2 separate regions of the Mus musculus genome follow, and region 1 is linked to region 2. A link is a loop called in an ENCODE intact Hi-C map of the cell type or tissue named here. Cell type or tissue: left cerebral cortex. All regions are shown on one strand. Links, peaks and the distances in the headings refer to the core of each region. The heading gives the core; the rest is flanking DNA. Region 1 overlaps Gm39842 (a long non-coding RNA gene). Region 2 has its middle 8.4 kb from the start of Gm39843.

What was found. Hi-C counts contacts between places; a loop is a spot of excess contacts. Peaks named below come from ENCODE experiments on the same cell type or tissue, not always from the same donor. Only the 100,000 strongest peaks of a DNase experiment are listed, where the experiment ranks them.
Region 1: a loop joins it to region 2, with 2.2 times the contacts of the local background. A loop is called at or near these places in 1 of 42 quality-filtered maps.

What each region holds. Positions count from the first base shown.
Region 1 is chr2:70,839,135-70,844,525 of GRCm38, reverse strand. It overlaps Gm39842 (a long non-coding RNA gene), which reads right to left. Exons shown (of 3, transcript XR_866405.2): 2 at 3,138-3,235; 3 at 1,712-2,142. Among named protein-coding and RNA genes, the nearest start is that of Gm39842, 2.9 kb to the right of the region's middle. In left cerebral cortex, for the core only: no CTCF peak of the experiment used is centred there; DNase peaks (open chromatin) are centred at 972 and 3,338.
Region 2 is chr2:70,912,051-70,917,441 of GRCm38, reverse strand. No RefSeq gene overlaps it. Among named protein-coding and RNA genes, the nearest start is that of Gm39843, 8.4 kb to the left of the region's middle. In left cerebral cortex, for the core only: no CTCF peak of the experiment used is centred there; a DNase peak (open chromatin) is centred at 2,873; H3K27ac peaks cover 563 bases.

The sequences.
Region 1 (5,391 bases), core at 322-5,321, 73 kb after region 2:
GCCCACACCTCAGGATCTACCTGTCAGCCCTCCCTGGGTTAAAATTCATCACATGATTTTTCACATGAGGCCTCATATCCAAGGAGAAGTATTGCATGGACCAAACAACACTGGGAAGGGTCCCATCATCTCAGCATCTGAGTTTCTATGGCAAGAGCTACCTCTGACACTGCCATCCAGAAGGCAGACATGTTCTCTTCCTGGGTAGTAGCTCCTCTAAGTATTCATTGCCTGTGGATAATGAAATTAGCTTATAGAGAAATTTGTGTCAGCTTGTTTGTCTAATTCTCTTTCTCTCCCTCCTTTCTTTATCAAATCAAATAAAAATGTTATATGCTTGGTTCTCAACCTTCCTAATGCTGCAACCCTTTAACACATTTCCTCATGCTGTGGAGAACCCCAATCATAAAATGATTTTGTTGCTACTTTGTAACTGTAGTTTTGCTACTATAATGAGATGTAATGTAAAGAGCTGATATGTAACCCTAAAGGAGCCACAACACAGTGTAGGATTAGATTTTTCTCTAAACCTACTATATTTAGGGTTCTTGAATGCTTCAACCTCCCTTTTAGCCCACCAATCAGAGGTAGAGGAAAAGGTTTATAGAAAAAGGTGAGTTTGTGGACTTGTTTAGAAGTAGTTTTTTTGTTTTGTTTTTGGTGGCGCGCGCGCGCCTGTGTGTGTGTGTGTGTGTGTGTGTGTGTGTGTGTGTTTGGGTGTGTGTGTGTGTGTGTGTGTGTGTGTGACTCCCATTCTTCATTGTCAGGAGACCAGCACTTCACTACAATAGCAAACACCAAACATGAATCAGTAGCAGCTCAAGCCAGCAGAAACTGCAAGGCTCCACTAATTCAGTACAAGTCAACGGAAACCCCAAGAACCAGCCATAATACATAGTAAGTTCTTCGGTGAGTTTCTATCTACGAAGTAAAGACCAGTGAAGATCAGCAAAGCGTCACATGGCGTCACAGTGCAAGAATAACCTCTCACTGTCTGTGGGGTTCCATTTATACTCTCTCCCAAACATCACACGCCCTCTCATGTGTCTGCTTCAGCAAAACACCCTCTCACAAGACAAAAACATCACATGACACAACGGAGTCTCCAAAAAACCCAGAAATTTCCACTTCAAGCCAGAGGCTGAGAAACAGGGCAATAAAGAGTCTGTTTTAAAGACTTAGACAGATGGCGGTTCTTGAGGGTAAGGTGAATTTGTAGTTTCTCCATCCTTTTTTGCCTCCTCACCAATATACCAACTCATGCCTGTCTGATTCTCTCAACTACTAGATTATGAAAAACTATATCTTTGAAATAACTAAAAGAAAGTCTTCTTTGTTTGGGAGTAAAATGGTGCCCCGTAATTTAGAATTGGAGAAAAGGATGCTTCGCCATGGCAATGGAAGTTATCAAGGAACAAGTTGGTCACACCATCCACTCTATCTGTACTTGTAATCGCAGCACAGTTGCCCATTTTCCAATCCAGTTGATACCTGCTGTCCATATCTTTTTATATGAACCCTTTCATGTGTAACAATAAATATTTGAATGGTCTTCAAATCTGCTGATGACAGGTCTATAAAAAGCAATAACTAGAGTAGGTGCAGACTATCCCAAAGCCCTGAAAAGATCCATTCAAAGTTACTCCACTGAAAATGCACCGACTTATCCAATGTAATAAAGAAGTATATATAAAATTTAATAGTCATCGGTATAAAAAAGCCATAAGACTTGAAAAATAGGACTGTGTTGATAGTGTTAAGTTAAATTGATAACCCAAGCCAGGAAAGTGGCCCAGAACCTAAGCACACGCTTATGATTCTTCTGTTTAATAAGTCTGTAAATGTTGAACATAATGAGTAAAAGCAATAAACATCACAGCGGCTTTGTTCGACTGCATTTAGGCAAATAAGAGCTCAGGTTCCTCGCCGTCTCACTCACTACTGGACCTCTGGTTTTGTCTCCTCTTAGCCTCCTTTACTACTGATGTCGTGGGTGTATCTTCAGCCAAGGTTTTCATCTCATGCTGAAGCAGTGAAGAGGAAAGAGAGCCAGGACGAACACGAGAAGCTAGGCGCTTGGCTGGCTCCTGTGCTGACGTAACTGAAAGGTCATGGCATCCTTCCAGACACAGAAAGACATATCTGTGGAAGTGGAGAGGGAAAGGTGGATGCAGAACTGCTGAGAGCATGCACTTTGACCTTTAGAGGATTTGGGTTTCACTTCTGGTGGACTTTGGCTGAGCGCCCTCATCCTGCTTAGCATCGGCTCTCTCGATTGTAAATGGAGATAACAAAGGTACTATCCTCCTCTTGAGTTATCATGGCACACTAGAGAACATATGCAAACACACCACAGACAGTGAGCATTCAAAAAGCTAGCCGATAATAAATCATTGATGCTATCAATACAAAAACGTGTTTGTTTAAAAAAACCCAATGTAGCTTCAGTAATGAACGCTTCCACATTCATTATTCATTAACAACCTTGACCCTACAAAAAGCTGTATTGGCAACAGCTTGTAAGCTAAGAAGATCCACGTTTTAGACAAAATGGTAATGTCTGTCTTTAATGACCAGAACTGGTTCAAATTTTGTCCCTCTCTGTCTCTCTGTCTGTTTCTCTCTGTTCTCTCTATCTACCTCTCTATTTTCCCCTCCTCTTATTTTATTATTTCTTTCTTCATTCCTCAGAGGACAACCTTGTTTGTCAGGGTTCATCTTCTACTTTATTTGGGGTACTGTCTCTTGTTATTCGCATTGCATGTGCTATGAGAGCTGGCCCATGAACTCTGGGCAATCCTTCCGACTTTGTCTCCCATCTCACAGTAAGTGAGCTGGGATAATGGGCACAGGCTCCCACACTTGGCTTCACATGTGTTCTGGGGATCTGAACTCTGGTCCTTATACACTCTCTTCATCCCCTGAGCCTCTTACAGACACTAGAGAAGTATCTTTCACTGAGCTACACACCGTAGCAGAAACAGTTTTTGTTAGATTTAGTTTTGTGGTAGGGTCTTACTACTTTGCTGACGGTGCTGGTGGGATCAAACTGGTAGGATCAAGAGATCCTCTCGCCTCAGTCTCCAAAGTGGCAGCGACTAGAAGGTACTTTCCATTACAGGACGCAGAAGACTTACTTTCTCCATATTTCAGGAGTTTAAGATAAGAGGATCGCCATGGGACCAGCCTAGGCTACGTAGCAAGTTCCAGCCAGCAAGGACTATATAGCCAGACTCTGTTTCAAAACAGAACAGAACAGATAAAGATATAACTTTATAGCTGTGGAAAGCAAAGGATGTTGAGAACCAAAGACAGTTTCTAAGATCCTGGTATAAGCAGATACTAAACGATGGGCCCACATACAGAGAAAGGGGTGGGAGGAAAGCAAGTGTTGAGTTTCAGATATAGCATTCATTAGAGGAACCAAAAGAAACAGATGAGAAGCAGGTAGATATTTGAAGTTGGATCCTATAAAGAGTTCTGGGCTAGAGACAGACATCTTGAACTAATTTCTGCAGAGATAAATTCAAAGCTCTGTGTAATTGTCAGTTCTATCCCATGTGTTTGTTTTGAGTGTGTGTGTGTGTGTGTGTGTGTGTGTGAGTGTGTGTGTGTGTGTGTGTGTGTGTGTGTGTGTGTGTGTGTGTGATGTTAAGGACTGAACTCAGAGCACAGTGCAAGCCTGGTGGGTGCTCTCCATTGAACTGTATCCACAGCCCTCTTTTTACTTGTGACTTTGACACAAGGTCTCACTAAGTTGCCAGTCAGGCTCTGAGTTCATTTTGCAGCTCAGGCAGGCCCTGAACTTGTGACCTCTGAAGGAGTGGGTTTCCCAAGCCTGAGTTACTAGACCCAGCTTTCGTAGTAGTCCACTTTCAAAGCTTCTTGGGAAATTTTAATGTGCAGCCGAGGGTGAGAAACATGATTGACGGGAACAAAATACTGTCACTGTTTAGAGACCCAGAAGAGGGGGCGAGAAGATTGAGCTAGCACAGTTGATCAGGTATGAAGACCACAGAACACTAAGTTCCAGAGCCAAATACAGGCAGTGGTTTAAAAACCTGGGAGCAACCACCACAACACTCCCTGGAGGACTTGTAAGTCAAGGACTGAGTTAACTTTTAACTAGGCTTGACAATGTATGTTAGAAAAATCCTGAGAGAAATGAGCTTCCCAGGTCTTTCTTCACTGTGTATCTGTGCACGCCACAAAATTGGGAGTCAAGACATTTTACAAGTCAAAAATCATCTAAAATAAGAAAGGTAATATAATATCCCCCCAAAGGGTGTTTTTAAAATCCTCATCTTTAAAAAAAGAATAAACAAGACACAATAAAAACAAACCAAAAAATATCAAAGCTGGGTGTTGTAGTATACACTTTTTTTTTCCAGACAGGGTTTCTCCATGTAGCCCTTGCTGTAATTTTGTAGCTATGGAAAGCAATGGATGTTGAGACTCACCGAGGGCTTCTAAGATCCTGGAACTCACTCTATAGACCAGGCTGGCCTGGAACTCAGAGGTCTTCTGCCTGCCTCTGCCTTCCAAGTGCTGGGAATAATGCATGTGCCACAACAGCCAGGCTGGTACACACTTTTAATCCCAGGATTTGGGAAGCAGAGGCCGTTGTAGTATACATAGTGAATTCTAGGTCATCACAGTCACATAGTGAGACTCTGCCGAGAGAGAGAGAGAGAGAGAGAGAGAGAGAGAGAGAGAGAGAGAGAGAGAGAGAGAGAACAAAAATCTAAAGACTACGGCATAAGCACAGGATATTTGAGGAATTTAAAACAGGAAAAAATTACCCATAATTCCATTGCACCAACACAACCACCACTATTCATTTTCATTTAGTGAATTTCCATGCTCTATGCTGGATATGGAAATAAATTTCGCAAAAGTCTGTATCCTCAAGAGACTCAGGGCCAAATAGGGGAGGTGGAGATATAAAAAAAAATTATAAAATGAAGTGGTAAGTGATGTAGTAAGAGTTATAGGCAGCATTCTGGGCTAGCTGAGGAGATAGAGGACTTAATAACTCATGCTAAATGATAATTATGGAAGCACCTTGGCAAACAGGGAAATTGCTCATGCTTTAATGTAAGTGATAAAAACAAGATGGAAAATTGGTGGATTATACTATGTAAATTAAAAATTCCTCACCAGGTGTAGCGGCACATACCCTTAATCCTAGCACTTGGGAGGCAGAGACTAGCAGGTCTCTGTGAGTTTGAGGCCAGCCTCATCTGCTCCAGGACGGCCAGGGCTACATAGTGAGACCCTATCTCAAAAACCAACCAACCAAACAACCAAACAAAAACAAACAAGCAAACTCCCAAAAGATTTACAAGGCAAAGAAGACTTCAAATGAATTTTGGATAATGGGTTAGCCAA
Region 2 (5,391 bases), core at 241-5,240:
TCAATACTTTGATAGCTGGACCTTGGAGGTCAGCCACAAAGGGAGGAAATGGCCAAAGCTAGGGAGGTGGGGACAGGATGTCCCTGGGGGCTCACTGACCATCCAGCCTAGCCTATGGTGAAGTACAGGCCAATGAAAGACTCTGTCTCAAAGAACAAGAGGCAAGGTTTCTAAGGAATAGCACCTCAGGTTGCCCTCTGTGTTTCACACAAGCATATCCATGCACACACATACACCCACCACATACATTCACACGCACACATACACTCACCATACACATACACACACATGCATACAGACACACATACATACCCCCCACATACATTCACACACACACATACACCCACCATACACATACACACACATGCATACAGACACACATACATACCAACACACACATTCACACGCACACATACACCCACCACACACATTCACATGCACACATACACCTACCACATACATTCACACGCACACATACACCCACCATACACATACACATACATGCATACAGACACACATTCATACACACATACACACATACATAAACATACACACACATGTACACACAGAGAATAATAATATTGTGCTTCATAGATTTCCATCGGTACAAAATGAGACAGGATTTTAGCTCAAGCTTAGGCATGTAACAATTGCTCTATGATTGTCTTTAAAGCCCATTTATTGACCAGGCATGTTGGAATAGTCCTATAGTTCCAGTACTTGGGAGGCTGAGTCAAAACAATCATTATTCTAGGCAATTCTGGTGCAGGTAGTGGCAACTTGTTTAAACAAAACCAAACCATGCACTTAAAGAGTGGCTACTTGTGTGCCAGGCTCTTTGCAGGGCTCACAGCATAGAAGGCTGAGAAGTTCATGGTTTTCAGAAACTCTGCAGGCTACTGAGGAGCCTCACCTACAATCAATCGCATCTTTGTGGCAAAGGGGAAAGCCTTTGCAGGGGAGTGGGATCTTGTCTGCCACTGAAGGCAGGAAGCCAGTTTCCCAGGAGGAGAAGCTGGGGAGCGTATTCTAAGCATAGAGAATATCCCATGCAAAGGCTGGGGACTGAGGATGCCATGTCCCAGAACTGGAAGCAGCTGAGCATTACTGGTATGTGATGAGGGATGAAGGCAGAAGGTGAGAAGGGATGGGGCTGAAAAAAAAGGAACTTCAATTGTGTCCTGAAGTGAGCAAGACACCGAGTACTTGATGGTAAGGAAGTGAAGGAACAGCTCCTGCACGTGGAAGATGGATGGAGTGTGTCCTTAGCTTTGTGAAATACCTCAATCTTTAAAAGACAAAAACAAAAAACAAAAAAATAAAACAAAACAAAACAAAAAAACCAAACAAACCCAAAACAAAAAAGAGTATGGAGCTATTTTCCAGCCGAACTACTGCAGTGCCTTCCTTCCCTTGTGGGGAGACATCCGTGGGCCCACTGAATAGAAAATATACCCGAAACAGACTGTCCTGGAGCCACGGTCCTGTTCAGCCGAGGATAACTATGAACGTGCCCCAACACAAAACCTTAAACTTACTTAGAATGTTTCGATTGATTTTGCAATCTATTTATTTGCATGTTTTGGCAATTGGGCTGCATGGTGTTTGAGCCTGAACTTTGTGGGTGACCATGTCATATTAAAATGTCAAAGTTGTGTACCTCTAAAATGAATTATGTCAGATTTCTATACGTGAAAGAAAAGTTTAGCTTTCCATTCTTTCTACTACAAAAATGTCAATCTCGGCCGGGCGTGGTGGCACACGCCTTTAGTCCTAGCACTCAGGAGGCAGAGGCAGGCAGATTTTTGTGTTCGAGGCCAGCCTGATCTACAAAGTGAGTATCAGGACAGCCAGGGCTATACAGAGAAATCCTGTCATGAAAAAAAAATGTTAATCTCATATGATCAAAGAGGGGAAAAAATAGTGTGCTGGAGAGATGGTTTGGTGGGTAAGAAAATTTGCTGGATAAGTACAAGGATGCAAGTTTGGACCCTAGCACCCATGCAGTACACTGAGTGTGGCCATGTGTATCTGTAACCAAGGCCTCAGGGAGACAGACAGGAGAAGTCTTCAGGAGGATTCTTCTCTGAGATTTCCTAGGTGCCAGCCTAGCTTCAGCATCAGCGGGACCCTGTCCCAAAAAATTACTACAGAGTGATAAAACAGGCCATCCGGTGTCTGTCCTCTGTCCTCCATGTGCACAAAATCACATACATGCAACCTCCCTCTTGCACATATGAATAGCAATACACATACATGCAAACACCAAACTCACACACATGTATACCATACAATCACACACACACATACCCACACTCACATGCATACCCCCAACACACTCACAAACATACACACGCATACCCCATACTCACACACATACCATACACTCATACACATGCAAATCACACACTCTCACATATATACATGCATACCCCACACTCACACACACATGCATACCCCACACTCACACACATGCATACCGCACAGTTGCACACATGCATACCACACACACATGTATAACCCACACACACACAAAGCTAGAAAGAAGCCAGTAGAGATGTGACTGGTAGTTATATGATAGTGACATTTAGATTTTGTGATGTTTGATGAGTTTAACTCTGTTATGCTTTCTTCCTCATCCTGAATTTATTTTTGTACCTACTTTTTCCATCAGTAATTTTTGTATCCTTTTTCTTAAAGAGCATTCTTTAAATCAGTTATGTTTTAAATAGCACAAACCCTGGATGCTCTACCAGCACTAGCCTTTATTGGTTTTTCTAACCTGCCTGCAACTTTGCAAACAGTCGTTTTATTAAAACTACCCGGTTTCACAGTTTCAGCATGCCATCTGTTGCCAGGACCCTGACGAATGCAGCAGGATTCGTATGAGTCATAATCTCAGTTCATAACTTAGACAACATGGTCCTTTGTATGTACAAAGAAATCCATAACAGTAGAAAGGATGCGTGCTACATATGTATGCCGTACATATTTCCATCTAGAATATTTGCTATGTATATGGCATGCATATTTAAAGACCTGTTAACACTGCTCCCTGGAGGGGGCTCGGAAATAGAGAACAGAGAAGGAGGACTTTGATTTTAGTTTTCTCTCTCTAGTGTGATTTTCCATGGTTATGCGCTCAATTCTCAAGTCAAATTTTCATTTGACGTTTGCTCAAAAATATTCTCTAGGTACTGTTGTTTTTGAGGATGGCTAAAATTTAAGCATGGATGTTCACTTACGGCTGATCAGTATGTGTTTGCTTTGTTTATTTTTCATCTATTTCACTTCTGTTTTAGCAGTGCTAGGGATCAAACCCGGGTCCTCAAGCAGGGTAGGCAAGCAAGGGCTCTGCCACCTAGCTACACCCCCAGCCTTCGCTCCTTCTCAGGCAATTCCAGATATTTCTCAGGCAGGATCCTCCTGCCTCTGTCCTCAGGCAGTTGGGGCTATATTCATACAGCATTGCATCAGCAATATGGCTTATTTTAATCTTCTTTAGTGTCAAGGCTCAGAAAAATACATGGAGATCAGGCATGGCCCTGCCATGAGTTACATACACCATGCTGAGCAGAACACTACACTGTTCATTTCAGGCTGGACTTTGGTCAAAGTTGCTCCACAGTGCATAAAACATTAGCTCTCGGGCTAACCCCTAACGGCTCCCTTTTATAAAGCATCAATTTGCTCCATTTTGAGTACAGACTCTGATGCAGAATGACACAAGTAAATAAGCACCATCTGTCTAGCACAAACCATAAGGCACAGACCGGTAACTTATTTATGCAAATAAAGTATTGCCTCCTCTGTACTGATCGAATGGAATCACAAACACGTGTGTGGTGGTTTGAATAGTCATGGCCCCCATAGACTCATATATTTGAATGTTTGTCTATAGGGAGTGGCACTGTTAGGAGGTGTGGCCTTGTTGGAGTGGGTGTGGCCTTTTGGGAGGAAGTATGTCACTGTAGAGGCAGGCTTTGAGGTTATATATGCTCAAACTATGCCCAGTGTGGTATGCAGTCTCCTGCTGCCTTCAGATCAAGATACAGAGCTCTCAGCTCTTTCTCTAGCTCCATGTCTGCCTGCATGCTACCATGTTCCTTGCCATGACAATCATGGGCTAAAACTCTGAAACTGTAATCTGGTCTCAATTAAATGTTGTTCTTATAAGAGTTGCCGTAGTCATGATGTCTCTTCACAGCAGTACAACCCTAACTAAGACAACATGGAGATATGAGAGGAGTTGGAAAGATGCGTCAGTTGTTAAGAGCACTGGCTGCTCTTGCAGAGGACCTAGGTACAATTCCCAGCACCCACATGGCCACTCACAACTGCCAGTAACTTCAGTTGCAAGAATATTCGACTCCCTCTTTTGGACTCCAAGTGGACCAGGCACGCAAGTAGTACACAGACATAGATGCAGACAAACACTCATACACAGGTGTAATAAAAGCCAGGACTTTGAAGGGATCAAACATACCAGACCAAGAGTGGTTGCAACCCCCTCACCAGAGAGACAGTCCCAGTTGGGCACAGTAGCACTCACTTTCCAATTATCAAGCACTCCAGGGCATGCATGACCCACAGGCACCAATTCCTGACTTGGTTTCTGTCCCTGGGGCTCAGGCTCTGATTCCATTGCTTGAAGTGACCTGGTCAAACCCTCATTTGTCCAGACCCAGCCCTGTGCCTTGTGTCTTGAACCTATTCTGAAGTTGAATCTATTGGGGGTTTCACCTCTCCTTTTATATCTAGTCACCTGCAGTATCTTTCTTTGAGTCTGTTTCACTTCTCTGATCTTGCCTTCAGCAAGGTCTCTTTGAATCTCTTTAACCCTCTTATTGTCATTTGGTGTCTTATATACACATTGTTATGTGACATCTAGTGCATGGCCTAAGAGCTTAATATCAGTAATTAGGGCTGTAATGATAGAGCTCATGACTGCTACCCAGCCAAATCAGTGGCATTTGGTTAACCAAAGCCAATAAGACAGACATTCCTATAGATTTATTATTATTAAATGAAGTCTCACATCACAGAGAACTCAACCATCAACGTTTCTGATGTAGCTTACTCGTGACAGCATGATACCTCAAAGTATGGCAAAGTGGAATCTTGAATACTTTGAAATAAAGATTTTAATTCCAGGAACAAGGTCTTTCTGGTTGCCTGCTCTCCTATTCAAAGCATGTCTCCCCTGAAGTGACCTTTAGGAAACAAAAGTAGGGATTAGAGAAGTGGCTCAGTGGTAACTGGCTGCTCTTGCAGAGGACCTGGGCTTGATCTCCAGCATCCACATGATGGATGGCTCACAACCACCATAACTCCAGTTGTAGGGGATCCAATGCCCTCTTCTGGTCACTGGTACCAGGTATGCATGTGGTA